2 separate regions of the Mus musculus genome follow, and region 2 is linked to region 1. A link is a loop called in an ENCODE intact Hi-C map of the cell type or tissue named here. Cell type or tissue: heart. All regions are shown on one strand. Each heading gives the region's core, and the rest is flanking DNA. Links, peaks and the distances in the headings are about the cores only. Region 1 holds the start of Gm36840 (a long non-coding RNA gene). Region 2 has its middle 43 kb from the start of Ppp1cb.

What was found. A loop is a pair of places that touch in the nucleus more often than their neighbours do. Peaks named below come from ENCODE experiments on the same cell type or tissue, not always from the same donor. Only the 100,000 strongest peaks of a DNase experiment are listed, where the experiment ranks them.
Region 2: it touches region 1 in a loop (3-fold over the local background); 11 of 42 quality-filtered maps call a loop at or near these places.

Annotation. Positions count from the first base shown.
Region 1 is chr5:32,348,300-32,360,654 of GRCm38, forward strand. Plb1 (phospholipase B1) reads left to right here. Exons shown (of 59, transcript NM_001081407.1): 51 at 1,323-1,374; 52 at 2,239-2,319; 53 at 3,394-3,459; 54 at 3,869-3,963; 55 at 5,327-5,405; 56 at 6,487-6,591; 57 at 7,018-7,113. It overlaps Gm36840 (a long non-coding RNA gene), which reads right to left and starts at 6,530. Exons shown (of 3, transcript XR_376851.3): 1 at 6,451-6,530. In heart, for the core only: a CTCF peak has its summit at 2,639; a DNase peak (open chromatin) is centred at 2,792; H3K27ac peaks cover 873 bases.
Region 2 is chr5:32,409,985-32,422,339 of GRCm38, forward strand. It overlaps the pseudogene Gm5864. Among named protein-coding and RNA genes, the nearest start is that of Ppp1cb, 43 kb to the right of the region's middle. In heart, for the core only: a CTCF peak has its summit at 4,800; DNase peaks (open chromatin) are centred at 2,807, 3,267 and 7,057; H3K4me3 peaks cover 568 bases; H3K27ac peaks cover 4,276 bases.

The DNA of each region.
Region 1 (12,355 bases), core at 1,970-9,969:
AGGACCTGTCTCAGGCCTGGGACCTATGTGGACTCACAGAGCTGTGGAAACAGCTACAAGGAGAGGCCCTGAGCCCTGGAGGGGATGGGGAGATGAGACAGAAGAGCTGCAGATAAGGACACAGGAATGAAGAGTGTGGTGAGGGAGGGCCTGGGGGCTAGGAAGAAGCTTGCTGGGGGGATGGTAAAGTGAAGGGGATGCAAAAGGTACCGCACCTCCCCAGGGAACCTAAGGGCTCATCACTATGAATGCCCTTGAGCCTGACTTGGGCCTATTAAAAGTTGCAGCATATCTGTGCCTTTACTTTACAACCTATATGTACCTATCAATACAATCCTGGGTGCATACGTTCTCCACGTAAGGGATGGGGGCAGCACCATGCATTACACAGACTGTAACCATCTTGCGTTGGCATCTCATGTTGGCCATGTGTCTTTTGCTCACCTGATTTCTCAATTTTGTTGTTTTGTGACAGGGTCTCAGGTAGCCCAGGCTGACCTCTAATTCACTATGTAGCCAAGGCTGGCCCTCAACTCCCAATTCTCCTGCCTCTGTATCCCTAGGCCTGGGATTGCAGGTGTGCTCCACCACACCTAGCTCAGTCCATATGTCTTTTTAAGGAATTCGCCTCATTGAGCTATATTGACCCACAATGAACCATGGATATTCAGAAGTATACAGTTTGATGAGTCTTTGACACCTGTGTACCCATGAGGCTATCACTGCCATCATGCTGTAAACAGGCCTGTCGCCCACAGCTCTCCTAGGTCCATCAATGCTGCAGATAACCACGTTTAATTCCTTTTCATTGCTGTGTGCTATTCTACCACCAGTCTCATTACCGAGTGTCAAAATCCAAGTCATGACTGAGAAGAACAAAGGGATCCGAGGGTTGGGCACTGGGGCTCAGACGGAGGTGAAGGGCTCGCCATGCCTGGGAAGGAGAAAGCTGGGGGATAATTTAGGAATGTGACTCTTTTCAAAAATAAAACAGATTATTTTTAAAACAGGCACCCGAGTAAGAATTAAAGAGGCTTGGCTTGTAGTGAAAAGATTTGGTAAAAGAGGGAGGAAAAAAAAATCTCTGGTGAGAATGTTCAAATCATAGATACAAAGTCAGTAAGACTCAGATCCTGCCCCAGGGGCATCAGGGTCTGGATAGGTGTAGCCCCCAGGTCCCTGGCAGCTCCCTGGTGAGAAAAAGCCCAAGCATAATCCTAAGATTGACTCAGAATGAGTTTCATGGAGTTAGTACTGTTGGAGTCCAGCTTAGGTTCTCCATCCCAAGCAAGTCTGAAAGTGACTTTTGTCCCTCTCTCTAGGGACATGCCGGCCCAGGCTAAGACCCTGGTGAAGAAGATGAAAAGCACACCTGTGAGTGCAGACCCTCTAAAAGCTGTTCTTCTCTTTAGCTGGGAGGTTACAGGCCTGTTGAACCCCTCCAGTGCCCCCACAGCTTGCCTTCAGGTGGTCTTCAAGGGAGTTCATGGGCGCTGCCTGCAGGCACCCTGCCCCAGGGTAGGCTGCAGGTAGGCAAGGTGGAATGAGGAGTTGGCCAAGATCACAGGCCTGGGGCCTTTACCCCAGAGCTGCCTTCCCAGCGCCTTCTTATATAAACACTAAGTTCTAAAAATAGGCTGCCCATTCCAGGCCTTCCCCTTTCTCCCTCCCCAACCCCTCAGAATCTCACTTGCACTTTTTCCTAACGCTCTGTTCTTGTGCTGTGGACTCCAGCTGGAGGGACTCAGTTTATAGTGGACAGTGAATAGGAAGCCACAACTCCAGGGCCTCCCTGGACCTACCCCACCATGCTGACCCCACTGGGTTCTCCCTCTATAAACCCAGGCCCTAGAAGCCCTGACCCTCAAGTTCCATCTTTTGACACAGACTCCTTTGAACATCTCAGAGTACATTTGAGGAACATGAGAGCCCATGAGGCCTTTCCTGTGGGACACACCCACTTTAGCCTATTAAGAGGATTTCAAGGGGGAGGGGGATAGAGAGTGTAGTCTGTCTCCTTTGTGTGAGCAGAATCCCCCCCCACACACACACACATAAACACACGTACGCACTTCTTACAGGGGCGTGCCCATCACCTCAGAGAAGCATGGAGGAGACCCTACCTCATACTTTGTGTGATACAGAAAAGATGACAGTATCTGAGAAGCTGACTGGGTAGCACGGTTAGTGTTACCAGCAGTTGTCCCCAGATCTTAAACTCAGGATTTGTCTTCTCAGACAATCAACCTACAGGAAGACTGGAAGCTGATTACACTCCTCATTGGAAACAACGACCTGTGTCTTTACTGTGAGAATCCGGTAAGCCCCTGGCAAGCCTCACTGAGAGCCTGGGAATTAAGTTGCTGCCCCCATCCTCCTCACCTTGGGCTCTGACTCATCTCCTTCCCTTTTGAATGTCATACTAGGCTGGGCTCCAGGCACTTGATTCTACCCAGGCAACCTCTGGTTTACACAGTTGAGACTTAGCTTTCCTAAGTGGTTCCCCAACTCAGAAGAAAGGTCTAGAAGGACCCAGTCTTCAGACACTGAGGTGGTGGCTTCTTTGGGACAGAGAGATGGCACTTTCCAGTAGATGGCCAGTGACTCTGTCTTGTGTCTGCTTGGAGTCTGCCCTCTCTTGGAGGGGGAGGTAAATGGAGTTGGGAAAATAGAACCAAACTGATTGTCCTTGCTGCCCTTCAGGGCCATGATAATCTAAGCAACCAACCCCAGCCAGCTGGCCTGGGAGTTGACCCCATTCCTGATGTGTCTCTATGGGGAAACATGTCCAGACTTACAAGCGTTTGAAACCTGTACCTTTTAGAATACATCTTGTTCTAAGCTGGGGACATCCTGCATTTTATTTTGCCAGGAAAAGGCAGCTGCCAGGGCTCTGAAGAGGTGGTGGAATGTTTGACTCTGTTGGGGGTGGCAGGCAAGCTCATAGCTCCTTGTGGATCTCAGAGAGTAACTATCAAGAGCCTGGCATGATTATTTTCCCCATGCAGGCTCAGCTCTTCTAGAATCTTCCCTCAGTCCTGTCCATAACTGGGAGTCTGGGCTGCACGAAGGACCTAACCCCTGGAGCTTTCGCTATGGCTGGGTCCTGGATTGTAGGGGTCATTGGAAACCAGAAGAAACCCAGAGCTGCCAGTGGATACATAGTGTAGGGAAATGCCTCTCTGAGTCCCAGCACACCTGCCCCTCATGTAAACAGTGTTGTCCCTGATCCTGGGGACATGTATTAATGAAAAAGGACACCATCAGGTCCCTCAGGCCAAGTCTGAGGAATGCAAGAAGGTGGGCTCTTAGGGACAGCAGTCACCCAGTTCATCCTCTAATTCTTCCTCTCGGAGTAGAAAGCCAAAGAGAGCCTCCTTTTTCCCTATACAGGAGGACAACTCAACTAAAGAGTATGTCAAGTACATCCAGCAAGCCTTGGACATCCTCTATGAGGAGGTAGGAATGGGTAGGAAGCAGTCTGCTCCCTGGTCCTGCAAGCCACCCTGCTTTCCCACTATTGACATGTGTGGAGGGCCCCCACTGTGGGTGCTTCTAGGCAAGTTGTATTTGATTCTCCACAAAACAGCTTCTGACTGGCTCGGAAGCTAGCCAGTGGCATAGCAGAGAGCTTCCACTGGAGCCAGCTGGCCTGGGTTTGAAGACAACCACTGTGGTTTTTATTAGCCCTGTGACTTCTCTGGGTCTCAGCTTTTCTGCCTAACTAAGAGAGACACTAGGAAGTGTCGATGTAATCATCCAGGCTCCTCCCTGGGCATCCATTTCTTCTGTGGTAATGATGGGGAGGATGAGGTTAGATTGACAACTGTCCTCAAACTCATGGACCCCACCCCTCTGCCTCCTGCAGCTTCCCAGAGTTTTCATCAATGTGGTGGAAGTCATGGAGCTGGCTGGCCTGCACCACGTCCAAGGTGGGAAATGTGCCATGCCACTGGCAGTTCAGTAAGTGTGCGGGGCAAGGCTGCCTGGGCTGGGCAGGGTTTCATAGGCATATTAGGAGGGACACAGTGTGGGCAGGGCTAGAAGCCAGGGACTTAGAAAACACTTGGATGTGCTTGGAGAATCACATGCCTACCTACTCCCTTCCCTGGATGGTAGCTTCCTTTTCTATAAAATGAGACACACCAAGGGACCTAGAAGACTCCCCGGCACTTCTGATTCCAAAGTCCTCACTGGCAAGTCTACTCTTTGCAGAGGACAATAAACCTCAAGGACGCCTTTAGTTTCCCTAAAATTCTGGCTCTGCTTCTGAGGAAACCAACAGTGTCTCTGGACCTCTGGATATTTGCTTATAAAAATAGGAATAAACCCTCCCCAAGAGTGACATCATCAGGAAGTTCATGTATGGGGCTAGTACAAGCTAGAAAGACAGCTTTTACCCCATCCTCAAAAGCAGGGGTCGGAGGTTCTAACGGTCAGGAATTACTGTGGGACGGACAGAAGTTTGGCAGCTGTGACTAAGAAGTCCTATCTGAAGACAAATAGATGTCTTGTAAAGGTGGCTAAGGAATCAAGTCCCCAGGTGGAATGGCCATGGTTAGCAAGGAAAGTCCCTCCAATTCCTCAGATGCTGGTATCACACAGTTCACCTTGTCAAGGGTGTCTCAGGCTGTTCAGTTGTCTTCACACTCTGGACCCTAAGGAAACTCCCCAGTGCGTGGCAGTGAGAAGCTTCAGAACTGGGGAGGAGTCCAGAGGCAGAGCCACCACAGAAGTCTTGCCAGAACTCCACCCAGGCCTTCCCTCAGAGTTAGGAAATAATCACCACAGAGAAAGAGGGTCTACACAAGAGGAAAGAGACCTTGCTTCAGGGGCTAACCCTTCCAACCGGAAATAAGTATCTTGTGTCAGTCTATGAGAATAGGGGAATTTTGGTTCTAGGCTTCACTTTTCAGTCCGTGGTCTCTTGGCCCTTTGACAAGACAGTTTTGGGTGGGAAAATGTGGGGGAACGCAGCTGGTCACTTCATGGAGGTTAGAAAGCAAAGCTGGTGGGAAAACAATGGGTGTGACTCCTGTGACTACTTCCTCCAGTTAGTCTTCACCCACTAAAGGCTCTGCCACTGCCCCATAGTGCCAAAGCTAGGGACCAAGCCTCCAGTCTGCACTTACCACTGCATACCTTTTCAACCACATTCCTGAGTTAAGGCTTTTTGACTTAGACCCAAGTGTTTTAGGCATACTTGTGTGTCAAGCCCCGCCCACCTCCATTTAGTGGCACAGACTGCACCATGTGGACAAAAACTTCTGTTAGGAGGGTGTGATTGGGCCAAGGCAGCCTCAAGACTAGATTTCTTGTCTTGTAGGAAAAACTGCAGTTGCTTAAGACACTCCCAAAACCTCACAGCGATGCAGGAGCTGAAGAAACTAAACTGGAACCTCCAGGTGAGTCTGGATACTCTCTTCCTCCCGGGTGCTCCTGATGGGAGCCCACGCCGTGTTCCCTGAGCGAGGACTCGGAACTTGTGTGTTCAACAAGGCTCGGCTGAGAGCAAGCGGCTCCCTAAAAGGAGATCCTATTCCTCACACTATTTACCTGGGGAAAGATGGTACAGAGATCTCAAAGGGGCAGTTGGGAGAAACCCAGCCTTCAGAGCAGATGATACACAGCAGGGCACTGCTAACCTCTAACCTTTCTGAGGAGAAGGCTCACTGTACCTGGCTCCCACTGCCTTCCCCTCTCCTCTCTCCATGAACAGAAACCCTGGTTCTACTAATAGTTTCTTCCTCCACCCTCTGCCTACCCCCCTAACACGCCTGCATATCAATGTTACCATTGTTGGCCTTGGGACAAGCCCACCCAAAGCCTGGTTGCAAGCTAACTCCTTTTAATGGGGCAAGTCATCTTCCTCTTAGAAGCCCTCCCTCCTCCCCCTCCCCCACACCCTCTTCACCTCAGCAACCTTCCAAGAGCAAGTGAGACAAGCTATCTGTGCTCCTCCTGTCTTCCCCTTTTGCCTCTGTATCTCAGGTGAATTGTGTGAAGTCCTTACTATGGGTATATTTTGTTTAATCTTTTTATATTCTATGTTTGGGTACTTGAGTCCAAAACACATGGACTCTCTATCCCTGTAGTCCTAAATTCTTAGGCATTTTTGAAGAACTGAGGAGATAGTCGTCCTCGTGTGAGCTAGGTCTCACTGACTACATGCAGTGAAGGCAGCTAGGCCCATGGCCAATTCGACATCACTAATGACTTAGACTTAGCCTCTTAGGATAAAACTAATAGAGCCTGGGAATGGAGAGCTCCAGCCAGGGACCCCTTGACTCTCTTCCTATTGGTCAGCGTAGGGAGGTAAGATACAGTGGTTCATACAAGCAGGATGAGTCCCTGTGTGGGCAGGCACACTTCCTTTAAGTCCCTTTAGTCTACCGTGGGTCTCCTCCCGTCACAACCAACCCATGGCAGCCCAAGCAGACCCTGTCTAACCTTGCCAGTTGGATTGAGCAGCCTCTCCATCCTCAGAGCGGCATCTCCGAGCTCTCCTATTGGCACCGGTACATGGAGCGTGAGGACTTCGCAGTCACTGTGCAGCCTTTCTTCCGGAATACCTTTATCCCACTGAATGAGGTAAGCTGCAGCCCATTCCAGGAAGCATAAGAATGTAGCACTTGTTTTTATTATCTTCTTCCAGCAAGCCTCCCACAGGTAGAGCTTTTCTTTCTACTGTGTGTGTGTGTGATTAGAACTTAGACATTCTTAGAAATAAGCAATAGTGACCAAGTGTCCCTCCCCTACCCCATGTCACCTCCCACCCCAGAATGGAAATCTTCCTAAAATTATTAGAGTGTCATTTTCAGGACAGTGTTGAACTAAGGAAGCTATAATAAATGTTCACTTTTTAAAAAAATCCAAAACCCCTGAAGATTTTCCCACCAGTGTCTGGAGCAGGTTGAAATAGGATCCAAAGGATGAAAGGGGGCCTGCTGTGTCCCCTGCTGGGTGGGGAGGCTGGCAGCTGAGTCCAGACATTAACCTTCTTGTCTCTGGTCACAGCGTGAGGGCCTGGACCTCACTTTCTTCTCTGAAGACTGTTTCTACTTCTCAGACCGTGGGCATGCTGAGATGGCCATTGCCCTCTGGAATAACATGGTAAGTGGAAGTGCTCCTGGGGGAGCACCCTAAGGGTATTGGCTCAGTCCCACAAGAGGACAAACTGCTGCTATGAATTTTTTCCCCTAAAACTTCACTGTTGACCCTGGTGTATGTGCCCCAGGGCACACGTTGGCTATCCTACCTTCTGCCTACCCTCCACTGTGTTGGGGCTACACACACACACAACCATGCTGTTTGTTTGTTTACATGGATTCTAGGACTTTGAATTCATGTTCTTATGCTTAGTTGAATTAGCAGCAAGCTCTTCCCCTCAGAGCCATCTGCTCAGCCCCTAATAGATCTTTATTATACCTGAGTGTGTGAATATACAGAGATCAGAGGACATATCCTGGGATCAGTTCTCTCCTTCTGCTGTGGGTTTCAGAGGTCAAGTTCAGACCATCAGACTTGGATGGCAAGTCACCATCTCACTACCCCACCCCTTGATGTGAAAATGTTTTAAGACGTTAGATTTGCTTATTGTGTGTATGCACATGCCACAGTATAGACGTGGAAGTCAGAACAACTTTTGTAGGAGTCAATTCTCTTCAACCATGTGGCTTCTGGGCCCCGAACTCGGGCCATCAGGCTGGCTGCAAGCTCTTGTACTTACATACACACCCCATGTATACATGCCTTTTTAAAGGCATACATTTGCACACTTAGCACAGCTACCAGCATCACGAAGAGAAGAATAGCTTTGCAATCAGACTGAATAAGACGATGAGAGTGCCAGCTGTACATCCTTGGGCAGAGTATCTCTCTGTTCACCTGTGTCAACATCTGTGAAGTAATGATACAGAATACAGAGACTCAGCACAAAAATCACTTTAGACCAATGTCAGCCCCGTTACGCTTTCAGTATCCAGTTCTCAAAATCTCCAACTAGAGCCGGGCAGAGGTGGCACACACCTTTAATCTCAGCACTTGGGAGGCAGAGGCAGGTGGATTTCTGAGTTCGAGGCCAGCCTTGTCTACAGAGTGAGTTCCAGGACAGCCAGGGCTACACAGAGAAACCCTGTCTTGAAAAACCAAAAAAAAAAAAAAAAATCTCCAACTAGTGTTTCTATAGGCAGCATCAATACAGCTTGTTCTCGCCAGTGGAGACCTATTCCAGTCCTTTCCACTCAAGGAGAGAACCTTATGAAATGAATATGCAGCCCTGGGTGCACAGGGACAGCTGTCCTTCTTTATGCCTTGCCTGTCACCCCTGATCCCTAAATCATCTGTCTCAGCAAATGAGGTGTTTTCATAGTCTTTGATCTAGGCTCTATAACAATACCCATCTGGCCTGCATGTCTCCCTTGGTGACTGAACCATCAACATCTCTAGTCTTTATTGCAGTTCCAGGCCAAGGGTGTCTGTGCCAATCACTGCTGGGCAGATATTCCTACACCCGTTAGCAACCCCAAATGCTGCCTGAAGCCTTCCTCAGTTGACTCACAATGATGACTTTCCCCTTAGCTACATTGCCACCTCCTCCCTAGCACCCAAAGTGGCATGTAAGCCTATTCAGCTGCAGACCCGGCTTCTTTTCCATTGATGTTGTCCGTCTGCACAGTTCTAAAACTTTCACCTCATATTCTTTCTGCACAGGATTCTAAATTGCCGTCAGAATATCTTTGAGTTTCCCTCCACCTGCCTTCTCAGTTTATCTTGATTTTCTTAGTTCCTATAGCCCAGGCTGACCTGATACTTTCAATACTGCCTCCCAAATGCCAGAATTATAACTGTATCCGGCTTTGTTGCGTGTGTGTGTTGTGTTTTATTGTTTTATTTCTGGGTTTTGAACCTAGGGCATCACACGTACTAGATAAGTTCTCCGTCACTCACCCCTGGGGCTCTGTTTACTTTTGTTTTGTCCTCCAATGACTATGCCACAGCTTGTCTCTTTTAACATCCCTCCATGGAATGGAAATCTATTTCCTGTCTTCTGCTCCCCCAAATCTTAGGGGAATCCACATATTATCAAGAGCCAGGAAAAGCAAAGTTCTTGCTCGTGCCTCCCCAGCTTTCCCTTCAAGCCACATCTGCTTCTAGCTGGGATTCTCCAGCGTCTCCTGAGTCTCCATAGCCAGATAGATGCTCAGTCATGACCAGGTCCATTGCTCTCTGCTGTAAGGTTCTTGTCTTCTTTTCCAAAGCAGTAAGGAAGTACTCTTTCCATTCACCCAGGTGCGAGAGTTTTGTTCCATGAGGTCAGGTGGAAGGGGTGTAGATATAAAAACAGAAGCTAAAACACTGAAAACACAAAACAACTGTGCTGTCCCAGCCAAACCCAAATTACAAGAAAACAAAAAACCCTAAACTAAAAAACAAAAACCTAAAACCACCCCAGAGTCCCTTGTCCTATGTAATTTAGGGGAATAATTATAGAGTCCCATGTTTCATCCCAAACCCGTCTCAGACATACATCTCTAGTATCCTGCCAACTCTCCAATCATCTTACTGGAATGCCACCTCTAGAGTCACAGCAAGCAAATAATAGGCTGTTAGAGCTGGAGGAGATCTGAGAGGTCACCAAGCCAGGGCACTCTGTAACTAAGAACAAGAGACATGGGACAGCCTCGCACAGCCGATTAGTGGCACCACAAAAACAAGAGTCCATGTTTCCCATGTCTTCCTCTGGTGGCCCAGCCATAACACCAACCTGATAAGCACATATACAGTCGATGAATTCATGTCTCATAATTAGAGTCCTATGACATAGTGTCTACATCTTTGGCTGATGTTCCCAGGGCACTCTACAGGAGCAACAAATGCACTTTAAGTCACTGTCACTGTATCTTGTGTGTCTCCTGGCTTTGTAACCCACATTTCTTCCTCTAGAGACCTGTGCAAAGGTCAAGACCAGGAGCTGTTTCTCTTCTTCTGAGTCCTATTTCTGCTACACAATACTCCTTATCAGCAAACCCTATGCCTCCTGTTTGGCATCTCTGCCTCCAGACGCCTACCCCCTGTACAGCAGTTCTCAGCACTGGTTCATATTAGAATCCTCTGGAGCCTTAAATCCTCGGGTGACTTAAATATAATGAATGTTTACAACCACTTTGGCAAGCTCTTGTGTATCTAATGATGCTGAACCTGTGTATTTCCTGAGACCCAACAACACTCTCCTGCAGAGAAGAGTCCACTAAAAAGATACATACTACAGTTTTCATAGGAGCACCACACACATCGTTAACTTCAAGCTGGAAATTTCACAGATGTCCATCAACAAACTGTTGTACATCCAGAAGCCAGAGTATTTCTACACACCTCAACATTATATGCATACGTGCAGCATATGCATGCACACACGCATGCACACTCACCTACATCAAAGGCAAGTAGCTAACTGTAAGGCATTAGAAGAAAGCGTCATCTTTCATGATCATTTCTCTTTAAGTAAATAGGGTTGAGGAAGATGTAGGAGGAGCCCTTCTGAGTACTGGTCATGTGCTAGTTCTTGGTTACCATGCTGGTATGATCTTTTTACCAAAATGATCAGCTGCATGTATGTATACTTATCATTTTTCTCTGTTAGCTTCCACAAATAGTACTTTTAAAATATAGCAGTGATCTGGAGGCATCTTGTCATCTGGCTTAAGAGTGTATACTGTTCTTGCAAAGATCCCAAGTTCAGTTCCCGGCTATGTCAGACAGTGTCTTAGCTAGGTTTCTATTGCTGCTATAAAACTTATCCAAGAGCAACTTGGATAGAAAAGGGTTTCTTTCAGCTTACAGTTCCACAGCACAGTTTGTCCATGTAGGAAGTCAGAGCATGAACTCAAACAGGAACCTAGAGTCAGCAACTGAGGAAGCAGGGGCCATAGAGGAATGCTGTTTTATTGGCTTGCTCAGCCTGCTTTCTTATATCATCCAGGACCATTTGCCCAAAAGAGACACTGCCCACAATGGGCCAGGCCCTCCCACATCAATCACTAAGAAAATGCCTACCTAATGGCTTACCTACAGACCAATCTCATGGAGGCATTTTCTCAATTGTGGTTCCCTCTTCTCAGATAACTATAGCATCCGTCAAGTCAAAAACCTATCCAGCACAGGCAGTTTACAATTGCCTATAATTCCTGGGAAGTTTGATGCCCTTCTCTGGCCTCTGGGGACAACTGTTTTCATATGCACACATGCACACACAGACATACATCATGTATGTCTCTGTGTGTGTGTGTGTATATATATATATATATATATATATATATATATATATATATGTATATATTATCTATTATCTATTGATAAATAGATAAAATTTGTCTGGAGTAGGTATTAGACTTGATATTCTTCTCTTTCTTTCAAGACAGGACCCCACTATATACCCCAACTGGTCATATAAACCAAACTGGTCTAGAGCTGATAGAGATACGCCTGATTGCGAGGATTAAAGTCATGTACCATTATGAATGGTCTAGAGTCACCACTTTTTAAAGGAACTCCCAAGATGATTTTAACAAACAGGGTTTATGGTCCACTGCCTTAGATCTGTTTCCCACAGAGCAGCTGCACAGTTTGTATAAAAGAGAACCTAAGCAAATCATGCCCTGCCTTCAGTCTTCCAAAGAAAAGAGAGATTAGACACTGTTGCTGTAGTACACGGGGCCTTTGGGACGTGGCCCCAGTTCCTTTTTCTGGCCACCATGCTAGGCACCCCCTGCCTCTACTTTGCAGTTTGGCAATCCCTGCACCACCTAAGTACCACTGTCCTTTTACCTTGGGTTCTCACCTCCTTGCCTCGTCTAAACAAACACTCAAAAGGCCAACTACACCTGGCCTTTTACCTCCTCAACATAGGCCAGTGACTTCCTGCTCCATGGCACCTTGCCTAGCCCTAAGGTTGGCTGCATCATTGGTACCCCACAGTGTTAAGAATGGTTGGTTCTGGAAAAACAACTCCATCCCCTGGGGCTGCTCCAGGCCTTTTCCCTTCTTTCCATTCCAGTCCTGCTGACTTCCATTTCTCTATCTGTTCATCAAACCACTCTCCGTGATGACTACGCAGTAGGTACTGTTCCAGGTGCCAGAAACTGAACAATAGAATAAAGAATACCCCTGCTCTCACCGAGTGTAAATAGTGTGACCAGGAAGAGATGGATGATAAACAAGTTAGACAGGTTAACACAAGGTCATATACAACCGACTAGATTGGGCTTTATAAGCTGTAAAGCAGGGAGGTGGGATGTAGGGTAGTGGTGAGGAGAAGCAGCTTCATTGATGCCATATGAATTGAATGCCAAGAGGT
Region 2 (12,355 bases), core at 1,660-9,659, 61 kb after region 1:
ACTACAATGTTGCAACTGCTATGAATCATAATGTAAATTTCTGATATTCAGGACATCTGATATGCAATGCCCCCCAAAGGATTGAGAAATGCTGGCCTAGAGGCATTATAATTCCAGGCCCATCCAGGCCCCTAAAGAAGACAGAGAGGCATCTCCTAAAGTCCTACCTTCAGCTTATAGCTCTCAGGGGAGTCATGCCTATTTCCCCTTCACCAGGAGTCATGGGAGAGTTGCAAGTGCTGTCTGATTTGTTTCCTCATCTCCGACAGTTAACCTTTGCTTCTTTTTCATTTACCTTTTCCCTTCTGTACAACAGCCCTGGCTGTCCTGAAACTGTCTTTGTAGACCAGGTTGGTCTCTAACTCACAGAGATCTGCCTGTCTCTGTCTCCTAAGTGTTGGCATTAAAGGAGCGTGCTAACACTGCCTGGTGCCTTCCCTTAATAGGGGTCAAGAACATAGTTCAGTGCACATCTAGCATGCAAAAAGCCGTGGATCGATTCCCAGCATCAGAATAAACTAGATGTGGTGGCACGGGCCTATAATCCCAGCACTTGGGAGGAGGCAGCAGGAGGATCAGAAGTTCAATGTCATTGTTAGCCAGCCTGGGCTATATGAGACACTAAATAAATAATAAATAAATAAATCTACTTAGTGATAGCCATCTACTCTGCTGTGTAATTAATAAGCATCTCATTTAACTCTGATAACTTTCCCATGAGGTAAATACTATTACTTTTTGCATTTTGCAAAGAGAAATTGAAGTTAAAAGTCAAATAGCAGAACCAAGACTTCAAAGACAGGCTCCCATTTGCCTCAAGCCCCATCCTGACAGCCCTTCCTATGAAGCCCCAACAGATCCTTAAACAACCTTTCACTTGACCCAGGTTTGTATGCCAAGAGCCTGTGAGAGGTGAGGAGGGAGGTTGCTGGTCTTTCTTCCTGGAAGTTAAAGGTGATTGCTTGCAATGATGAGGGTGTCAAACTGTGATGGTGGGGTCAGGCCTACCACACTCATGGAGACTTTTTTATTTAGGACTAACCCACTTCAGTCTGGCACTTTAGAGACAAGGAAAGAGCAGGACAGAGCAGCATCCCTCTGGCTGTTTTCCCGTAGGCTCAGGGGACAGCAAGAATGAGGAAGTAACATTTAGAGTCCTGGCGGGGAGTCTCATTTCTGGTAAGGTAGCCAGCCCTTCCTCTCCAGTTGTCTCTACAGCACTGTTGTCTCACCCTCAGGCAAAAGAGCACACTGCCCTTCAAGGCTACACTATTAAGAAGACAAGAAGCCAATGTTTATTTGAGCAGGTAGGTTCTCAGATGATCTCCTTTGCATTATTAATCCTCCAACTTATCCTCTCAGGAAGATGCTCATGCCCTCCTTTTACAGATAAGAAAATGGGGCCCAGGGGGTTGAAGTGGTTTTAGCCAATGCCTTTCAACTAGTGGGTGGCAGCCGAGGGAAGTGTCTTATTAAACTGTGGGGCAACCTAGCCCAGGGGAGGAAGGTTAGGCAAGGCCTTGGGGATCTGAGCCTCTCTTGTGCATTTCACCTTTGCCCTGAGCCCTTCCAGTGCACTAAGGCTAGCCTCAGACTCTTCCTTACTTCATTCATATGGCAAAGTAATGTGTGCCATTGGCATGCCCCAACCAGAGACTGTTGCTGGGTACCATTGTGTCACATAGTTTCTCCAATGTCACCCTGGACATGGCAGATGAGGTTCCCACTGGCCTCCGTATAGCTCCCTAGTCTATCCTGCTTTGTTTCTAACAACATAGGCTGACCCGTGGCTTGGATTTGTCATTGCCCTGGTGACACCTGTTCTCTCCTCTACATCACACTCCTGTCTTGTCCCATCACTCAGGCAAAGGAAAATTAGAATTCTCTCCCCAGATAATGGCTGCCTCAGTATTGGGGCACACAGAAGGAAGAGGCAGGCAGATCTCTGTGAGTTCAAGGCTAGCCTGGGCTACACAGTGAGACCCTGCCTTGAAGGAAGAGGAGGAGGAGGGGGAGAGGGAAAGGGAGAAGGAGAAGGGGGAGAGGGGAGGGGGAAAAGAAGAGAGAAAAGAGGTCTTAATCTCATTAAAGTTTCTGTAGACTTCACCTTGTAAGAAAAGCATCTTTGCAGATATTATAAAGGAGAGAGAGAGAGATAGCAAGATTGTCTTAGATAAACCCTAACTGTATTCATGAATTTCTCTATTAGAAAATTAGGGAGATTTTATACACACACACATACACACACATCATACACATGCATACACACATACATATGCACACACACACACCTACACACACATCATACACATGCACACACACATACATATGCACACACACACATACACACACACACACAAGCACAGATGAGTGCACACAGAAAAGGCCATCTAGAGCCTGAGGCAAAGGAGTGTTGTAACCATAAACCAAGGAATGCCCACAGCCAACAGGAACTAGAAAGGCACAAAGCAGCTCTCTTCCTCCAGCCTGGGATGGAACATGGCCCTGGGGACACCTTGCTTTTGATGTGATAATACTGGTTTTTAGACATTTGGCCTCCATAACCAAATGTCTAAATAAATAAAGGGAATAAAGTCTTGTTTTAAGCCACCAAGTCCATGGCAGTTTGCTGTGGTAACCAGAGGAAACCAGTACAGGCCCCATGGGACTTAACTTGTTCTCCTGCTCTCTATGTGCCCTGCTCGGGTTACTGCCCTCCTCTCTCCCTCCCTCCTCTGGTTTCACAGCCCCTTTCCTTGAGAGCTGGAACCAACAGCCAGCATTTACTGAGCACCCCTCCATGCCAGGCACTGAGCCAGGGGCTCCACCTGGGCTGTGTCACATTAGCCCACAATCACACAGCTAGAAATTATTAAAGCTGAAGTCTAAACATGGCTCCTGCTAACTTCAAAGCCTGTGGCTGCAACCCTGCTGTCTCACTGCCCAAGGAGGGGCCTTTTCTAGATACTGGGACATTAGTTCCTGTGTGTCTTTTTCCAGAAGCCTATTAGTATCTCATACAATAAAGGCATGTGTTTAAGTGTGTGTGTGTGTGTGTGTGTGTGTGTGTGTGTGTGTGTGTGTGTTGGGGGTGCTCACACACTTATATATGCTGGACCTTGTGCTTAAGACACTAGGGGGAATGTTTTATGTTTATCATCAAAACAACCCCATGAGGTAGAAGCTATTTGTAGACAAGGAAACAACCCTTCCCTCTGGGAGCAGCAACAGTCAGTCCTGGCCTCCTGGGGTCCAGGACCAGTGTTATTTCCTGTGAGCTCCCCAGTCTCTCATTTGCACCACTGCACTTGGGTGTAATTTGCCTTGGACTGTGTTCAGACTTCAAAAGGCCTTTGTGTTGTCCAAAGTTTGGAGGACTTCCATTGAGTTCATATGTGGAGCTTGTTAACTTCCAGAAAGTTCAAAACACCCACAGCGCCACATAAATATGGCACTGCCTGTGCAGTCCCAAATGCCCGGACCACATTTTCCAAAGCCTCTTTCCTTCCCCTCATCCAGCTCCCTCCTTCCCCTCCTCATTAGAAACACTGGCTGGTTCTCACCAGATTAATAGATTGTGAAATTTGCAAAGGATTTATAATCACAGAACATCATAGTGATCATCATCTAAAATCTAGAAAACGGAAAATGTTTAAGACCTCACTAAAACACATATCTAAATCTTTTACTTAAGAATGCATGTTAATGCAATTGGGGTGTGGGGGAGAGTCAGGGAGAGAGAGGGAGAGAGAGAGAGGAAGAGAGAGAGAGCACTCTGTATGTATAAGCCTGGGATACTGAAACTGACTCATTTAGTGTCTGTGTTAATTTGCATGTTTTTACATGAAATGTGGAAATTTGAAACAGCAATCCATGCAGCAGCCAATAGAAGACAAACTGCCTTTGGAAGTGAATCAAGACTCCCAAAGGTTCCTGGATCATCCTGACTGTTTTTAGGTTTTGCAAAGAAGTAAGAATCAACGAAAGAGACTTCTCCACAACTGTGGAAAGACAGATTAATTGTAACAAGTGTCCCAGCAGGACCCCAGGACTCTGGATTCCAGTCCCAGCCCAAATACACACTTGCTGGGCGGTGCTGACCAGATGTTTATCTTCTCTGGGTTTCAGTTTCTCCCACCTACAGGTACTTCTTAAGGTGCCTTCAAGTTCCATGAGGACATTTTAAAATGAGAATAATAGTGATAGGGCTCAGCATTTACTGCCAATCTTGATGACCTGAGTTCAGTCACCAGGACCTGTGGAGTGGAAGGAGAGACCTGACTCTAAAATATAGTCCTCTGATGTCCACTTGAATGTTATGGTACACACACACACACACACACACACACACACACACACACACACTACAAACACAGAAAAGTAAACATTTTTGAGAGAAAAAAAACTCAGCCTTTTTAAAATTTTGTTTGTATAATTGGCAAGGAGGGAGCAGGAGGGGACTGCCCATATATTACTGCCTACGCATGAGCCATGCGGAAGTCAGGGGATAACTTTATAGAGTTGGTTCTCTGAGCACTGTGGGCTGCAGAGCTCAAGCTCAGGTCGTCAGGCCTGTGCCACAAGCCCTTTTGCCAGCTGAGCTACCTCACTGGCCCTCAGCCACACATTTCATTTTCTATGTCTTTTTCCCACAGTTACACACAGTTATATAACCCACTGAGAGACTGTGGCAAGGAGATCTACTTATAGTTGAGGGTTGACTACACTATAACTTGGCCTTCTGAGTCTCACACACAAATCTCAACTTGAGTGGCACTGTTCTCAACATGCCAGCTGGGACAGCCCTGCCAGGAAAGAAGCTGATAGTGACCTCTGTCTGAATCTTTCACTGGGACACTCCCGAAGGCCAGACTGTCATTAAGTCTGCAGAGTAAACCCCACCCTAAGCAGAAGCCAAACTAGGAGTCGCAGTCATCCCTGCCATAAAGGGAAGGCTCTAGGAACTGCACAAGTTCACCAGAGCCTGCATTCAAATGTGCAAGCTAATAGGAGACCCTCAAGTCTCTGCCCAGACTCCTGGGGCTCTGGGCAGCTTCAGAAGTATGTTTCACTGGCTGGTTCAGGTTTCTCTGGGAAAGAAACAGACACAAAGAACGGAGGGACCTGTTTAGGGGAACTACCAAGAAGAGCCCTACCCCCCCACCCCACCCCTGCCCTGAAGTTATAGGCAGGATGTGCATATTCAGGAAATCTCACTAAGTTCAGAGACCCAGAGGGTAGTTCCATGGGTACAGAGCTTGCCCACAGTGTATGAGGTCCTGAGCTCAGCCCCTGCATTTTATAAAATGGCTGTGGTAGCTCATGCCTAGAATTCCAGCACCTGGGAGGTGGAGGCAGGAGAATCAGTAAAATAAAACCATCCTCAGTGATTCAGACAGTTTGAGGCCAACCTGGGCTAAATGACAGAGGTCAACTTAGGCTACATGAGAAAAAAATGTCCATAATTCAGATTTGTCAATATGCACTAGACTATGTCCAGTCTTCAATGTCTCTCATGAAGGCATCATTTCTGCCTTATCATTTTGATCTTGCAAATCCACATGAAGCTTTGCAGTTATGAACTTGCATTTGTCCCGAATCCCGGTCTTTCTAGCAAATTCTTTTAAAGCAGAAGCTCCGGCTGTTGGGTCTCTAAACCTAACTAGGTGTCCTGTGCAGAACTGAGTCAAGACCGGCAGAATTGTGTCCCGTTAGCATGCTAAACGTGACCCCAAAGTGCCTTCAAAGCAGTTCTCAGCTGTTTCTGTGGCCCACAGAGGAATGCTTCCTCCTCCAGGTCTGAGAAGGACTGGGCATGGTGGCCTGCTGTCCCAGCACTCAGGAGGCTGAGAACAGGCAGGAAAATCTTGGATTTGAGGACACCCTAGGCAATACAGTGAGATTCCATCTCAAGAGCCCTCTGCTGTCTGCCCCTCCTTGTCCCCAAACAAACCACACACACACACACACACACACACACACACACACACACACACACACACACACATACACACACACACACATACACACATACACACACACATACACACACACACACACACACATACACACACACACACACACACACACAGAGAGAGAGAGAGAGAGAGAGAGAGAGAGAGAGAGAGAGAGAGAGAGAACAATGAAGCAGAGTGGTATCAAGTTCCTTCACAGCCCACACAGTCCCATTTTGGACTCCCTTAATGAGATAACAAGAGCTGGCAATTATTGGGTACTTACTGTATATGAGCACTAAGTACTTTATCATGTGATGTAATATTTAGGACAACTCTAAAACAAAGACCCCATTCCCATCTTATAGATTAAAACAACAACAAAGACAAACAAACAAACCTTTAAAGTACAGAGCTAAGATGGTAGATTAAAATTCAGTCTGGCTGCCTTGAATCAATCAATCTATCTATCTATCTATCTATCTATCTATCTATCTATCTATCTATCTTATTGTTTTTCAAGACAGGGTTTCTCTGTATAGTCCTGACTGTCATAGAACTTGCTCTGTAAACCTGGCTGACCTTGAACTCAGAGATGCTCTTGCTTTTGCCTCCCTGGTGCTGGGATTAAAGGCAAGTGCCACCACTGCCTGGAGATTCCCATGTTATAATGTGTAGGATATATGGCTCTCCAAACTAATGTGTAAATTCCTTGAAAGCAAAGATTCTGTCTTTTCTGCTTTTGTGTACAGCCTGGAGGAAACCTTAACAAGAGTGTCAACTCATGATGAGGCATCCCTATCTAGAGTATTCAAACACCAGAGGTTAGGTTGACTGAGAAAGTTTGAGAGGCTCTGGCTAAAAGAATTTGGAAAGCTAATCTTAGCCAGCCCCGTTTAGGATTCCAGAAAGCCCTAGCCAGAAGGGTAGACTTTATCCTCTGAAATTGCTCCAAGGAACAGTAAAGCATCCAAACTGTGCAGGCACATTAGTGGCCATGGGACCAAACCTAATTCAATGTCCTTGTCATCGGTGGTCATGAAGGAGCCAGTGCTGATCTCTGGGGCAATGTTCCTTTGCTGTCCTGGCCGACATCCAGCTTGGAAGAGCTCACAGTGCATACTTATTCCTGTCCTCTGGGCAGTCCCCTTCCTCTTCCAACAGTGACATGTGAAGGAATGTTGCCCTGCATTCCTGACCATTCACGTCTCTGTGCTTTAGTCATAGGTCAATCTCTTGGAGCTGTGGACGCATTTCCCATGGGAAAACATGCTATTTATAGAGGTTGGTATCCAAGGCTGAGTCTTAAAGGCTTCATCAGTAATTTTGCTTATTTGTTTGCTTATTTGTCTGTTTGCTTACTTAGGTTCTAGAAATGAAACTGGGAGCCTTGTTCATGCTAGACAAGAACTCTATTACTGGGATAACATTTTTTTTTCTTTTTCCATTTTTCTTTGTTTTCTTTCTTTGTTTGTTTTCCTAAACAAGGTTTCTCTGTTTAGGTTTGGTTGTCCTGGAATTCTCTGTAGACCAAGCTGACCTGGCACTCAGAGATCCACCTGCCTCTGCTTCATGAGTGCTGGTATTAAAGGTGTGCTCCATATTTATCTTTTTTTTATTTTATTTTATTTTATTTTATTTTATTTTGGACCAGTGAGATGGCTCAGCAGGTAAAGGCATTTGCCACCAATCCTGCCAATGTGAGTTCAGTCCCTGGAATCCAAATGTTGGAAGGAGAAAATTGACTCCTGCAAGTTGTCCTTTGAAGACTATACACACACACACACACACACACACACACACACACACACACACAAATAAATGTTTTAAAAAATAACAGCATCTCACAGTCTGCTTCAAGTGCTAGAGTTAGACATGCATCACCACGCCCACTTTTATTGAGTCTCTTATTAATCATTTCAAGTTGGTCAAACACAGGAATCAGAGGCCCCTGAGATGCAACTGACTTGAATACCTCCTCACTGAGGACTACATTTTATGGTGCCAGAAGGTTCCATGCAAGCTTCCACAGGAGAAAAGCAACCAACAGGCCTTCCTGGATTAGTAAAGTGGTGATTATGGGTTCACCTTCAAGGTCCATGACTTGTCTAGCTCGGGGAAGTTGGCTAGGTTTCCAGTACCAGGCATGGCTTCCCTCTTGATAAACATGTCTGAAGTCCAATTAGAGAGCTGTTGGTTACTGCCAAGGTAACAATGCACCCTTAGGGTTAATGTGCCATGCAGGCCAGCAGAATCCCTAACTATAGTCTAAGTATTTGTCCTTATACCCATAGATAAGTATAGTCTTTGCTCCTTACCACAGGGATAACTTCTCTCAGCAACAGATGGAGACCATTACAGAAAAACACAACCAATCAAAATGCAGAGTTGTAGATTGGGAAAGGATTTTTACCAATCCTAAATCTGATAGGGGACTAATATCCAATATATACAAAGAGCTCAAGAAGCTGAACTCCAGAAATTCAAATAACCCCATTAAAAATGGGGTACAGAGATAAACAAAGAATACTTTTTTTAAAAAAAATTATTATCTGTAAGTATACTGTAGCTGTCTTCAGACAAAAGAGGGTGCCAGATCTCATTATGGATGATTGCGAGCCACCATGTGGTTGCTAGGATTTGAACTCAGGACCTTCAGAAAAGCAGTCGGGTGCTCTTAACCACTGAGCCATCTCACCAGCCCCTAAACAAAGAATTCTCACCTGAGGAATACTGAAGGGCTGAGAAGCACTTGAAAAAATGTTCAACATCCTTAATCATCAGGGAAATGCAAATCAAAACAACCTTGAGATTCCACCTCACATCAGTCAGAATGGCTAGGATCAAAAATTCAGGTGACAGCAGATGCTGGCCAGGATGTGGAGAAAGAGGAACACTCCTCCATTGCTGGTGGGATTGCAAGCTTGTACAACCACTCTGGAAATCAGTCTGGCGTTTCCTCAGAAAACTAGACATAGTACTACTGGTAGATCCAGCAATACCTCTCCTGGGCATATACCCAGAAGATGTTCCAACTGGTAATAAGGACACATGCTCCACTATGTTCATAGCAGCCCTATTTATAATAGCCAGAAGCTGGAAAGAACCCAGATGTCCCTCAACAGAGGAATGGATACAGAAAATGTGGTACATTTACACAATGGAGTACTACTCAGCTATTAAAAACAATGAATTTATGAAATTCTTGGGCAAATGGATGGATCTGGAGGATATCATCCTGAGTGAGGTAACCCAATCACAAAAGAAGTCACTTGATATGCACTCACTGATAAGTGGATATTAGCCCAGAAACCTAGAATACCCAAGATACAATTTTCAAAACACAAGAAAATCAAGAAGAAGGAAGATCAATGCGTGGATACTTCATTCCTCCCTACAATAGGGAATAAAATATCCATGGAAGGAGTTGCAGAGACAAAGTTCAGAGCTAAGACGAAAGGATGGACCATCCAGAAACTTCCTCACCCTTGGAGTCCATCCCATAATCAGCCACCAAACGCAGATACTATTGCATACGCCAGCAAGATTTTGCTGAAAGGACCCTGATATAGCTGTCTCCTGTGAGGCTTTGACAGTGCCTGGCAAATACAGAAGTGGATGCTCACAGTCATCTATAGGATGGAACACAGGGCCCCCAATGTAGGAGCTAGAGAAAGCACCCAAGAGCTGAAGGGGTCTGCAACACTATAGGTGGAACAACAATATGAACTAATCAGTACCCTGAGAACTCGTGTCTCTAGCTGCATTTGTAGCAGAAGATGGCCTAGTCGGCCATCACTGTGAAGAGAGGCCCCTTGGTCTAGCAAACTTTATATGCTCCAGTACAGGGGAAAGCCAGGGCCAAGAAGTGGGAGTGAGTAGGTAGGGGAGCAGGGCGGGGCGGTGGGGAGGGAAGGTATAGGGGACTTTTGGGATAGCATTTGAAATGTAAATGAAGAAAATATCCAATAAAAAAAAAATGCAGAGTTGCTGCTCCGGGAGCCTTGCGCGCCGTGCAGTTCTGTGCCTTGCCCGTCTGTCCCTTCCGATTGTGCCTAGTGATGACCACCCAGCAGATTATTCTCCAGGGCCCGGGCCCCTGGGGTTTCCGCCTCGTGGATGGCAAGGACTTCGAACAACCTTCCGGTCACTCCCGGAAGCAAGGCTGCTATAGCGAATTTATGTATTGGAGATTTAATCACAGCCATCGATGGGGAAGGTACCAGCAGCATGACACACTTGGAAGCTCAGAACAAAATCAAGGGCTGCGCAGACAACATGACGCTCACAGTATCCAGGTCTGAACAGAAGATTTGGTCTCCTCTAGTGACTGAGGAGGGGAAACGTCATCCCTACAAGATGAATTTAGCGTCGGAACCCCAAGAAGTCCTGCACATAGGAAGTGCCCACAACCGAAGTGCCATGCCATTTACTGCCTCACCTGCTCCCAGCACCCGGGTCATCACAAACCAGTACAACAGCCCAACTGACCTCTACTCATCCGAAAACATCTCTAACTTCAACAATGCTGTGGAGTCGAAGACCTCAGCCAGTGGGAAGGAGGCGAACAGCAGGCCCTTGGTTCAGCCTCATCCCTCTGGCAGCCTTATCATTGACAAGGAATCTGAAGTTTACAAGATGCTTCAGGAGAAGCAAGAATTAAACGAGCCCCCCAAACAGTCCACATCCTTCCTGGTTCTGCAGGAGATCCTGGAGTCAGATGGGAAAGGGGATCCCAACAAGCCATCAGGATTTAGAAGTGTTAAAGCTCCAGTCACCAAAGTGGCTGCATCTGTTGGAAATGCTCAGAAGCTGCCCATCTGTGACAAATGTGGAACTGGTATTGTTGGTGTGTTTGTGAAGCTGAGGGATCACCATCGCCACCCTGAATGCTATGTGTGCACCGACTGTGGCATCAACCTGAAACAGAAGGGCCATTTCTTTGTAGAGGATCAGATTTACTGTGAAAAGCACGCCAGGGAGCGGGTCACACTGCCTGAGGGCTATGATGTGGTCACAGTGTTCCGCAAGTGATGGAGAGGACCTGCCCTGTCTACTGCCCTCCAGCCAGCCTGCTGCACCTGGTTCTCGGAATATTCTGGCTCTCTCCTCCCTGACAGTCCTATGCTTACTTAGTGTTAGTCATGCGCAATAAACACTGGGTTTTGTCTGTGCTGACTGACTCCCACTGGCAGTGTGACATCTGCTTTTACATTATTGGGAGATGGTTTTGTCCCTGTCCCTTCACCCACACCTTCAATCACACCTTCAATGCACCTTCTTCACTTGGAGTCTTCTCTGCTGCAAATGGACATTGGTCACATTGGAACTAAGCCAAATGTAGTATCTCTGATGTTACTTGGTTTTACTTAATAAATTTAGACTTTAAAGCAAAAAAAAAAAAAAAAAAAAAAAAAAAAAAAAAAAAAAAAAAGCAAGTTGTGGAGTACAGACCCAGTAGATTAATCTATAAAGCAACTACTACAACTGCGGCTCAGGGAACATTGCAGAAGAGGGCTCAGTGAGATTATAAGAGCCAGAGGATCATGGGGTTTGCTCTGAGGTGTGTATCCTGGTAACATCAGCAGCTACTTCCATAAAGTCTCACCAACAGGACTGTGCAAACAGGAGCTGAACAAGGACCACAACAATAGACATGTCACAGTGGAAGAGGCAAAGCCCAAGGCCTCCTCAATCCTACAGAAAGAACCACGGGCAACTAAGGAATGCTGAGAACAGGAGAAATAGTCTTCCCCGGGGGAGAACACACCATTGATTAACCAAATAGTCAGCCTTGAAAACAGACATATAAGTAACATACAGACAGAGCAGGTTATATTTAGAAACGAGTGTGTGTGTGTGTGTGTGTGTGTGTGTGTGTGTGTGTCCGCTCAAGCAACAATAATTGGGAAAAAAAAAGAGGCCATGAACCATGAACTTGACAGAGAATAAGGAGAGGTTTAAGGGAGGATTTGGAGAGAGGAAAGGAAATGGGGAGATGAAGTAATTATTTTCTAATCTCAAAAATAAAAGAAGTAATATCTTTTTTAAACAGTGCCAAGTCTCATTGACATAGGACCTATGAGTAGTCTTATTCACCTAGGAACACGAGTTCCTAATTCTAACTCAGCCTGTGGTGCCCGGCTCTCAGCCTCTCTCCTGGAAAGCTGGGCTTCCTGGGAGTGAAGAAGTTGGCAGCAACCATGACAACTGATGCTCACTGACTGGATTGCAGAGAAGACAAACACTGGAGGGGAGGAGATCACAAAGCCTTATCAAGGAGACCACGCCTGCTAAAGTGGGAGTTCCCCAGTCTCCGTGAGTCTGCAGGTGCAGATCACACACACACACACACACACACACACACACACACACACACACACACTCGGGTATAAGTCGCA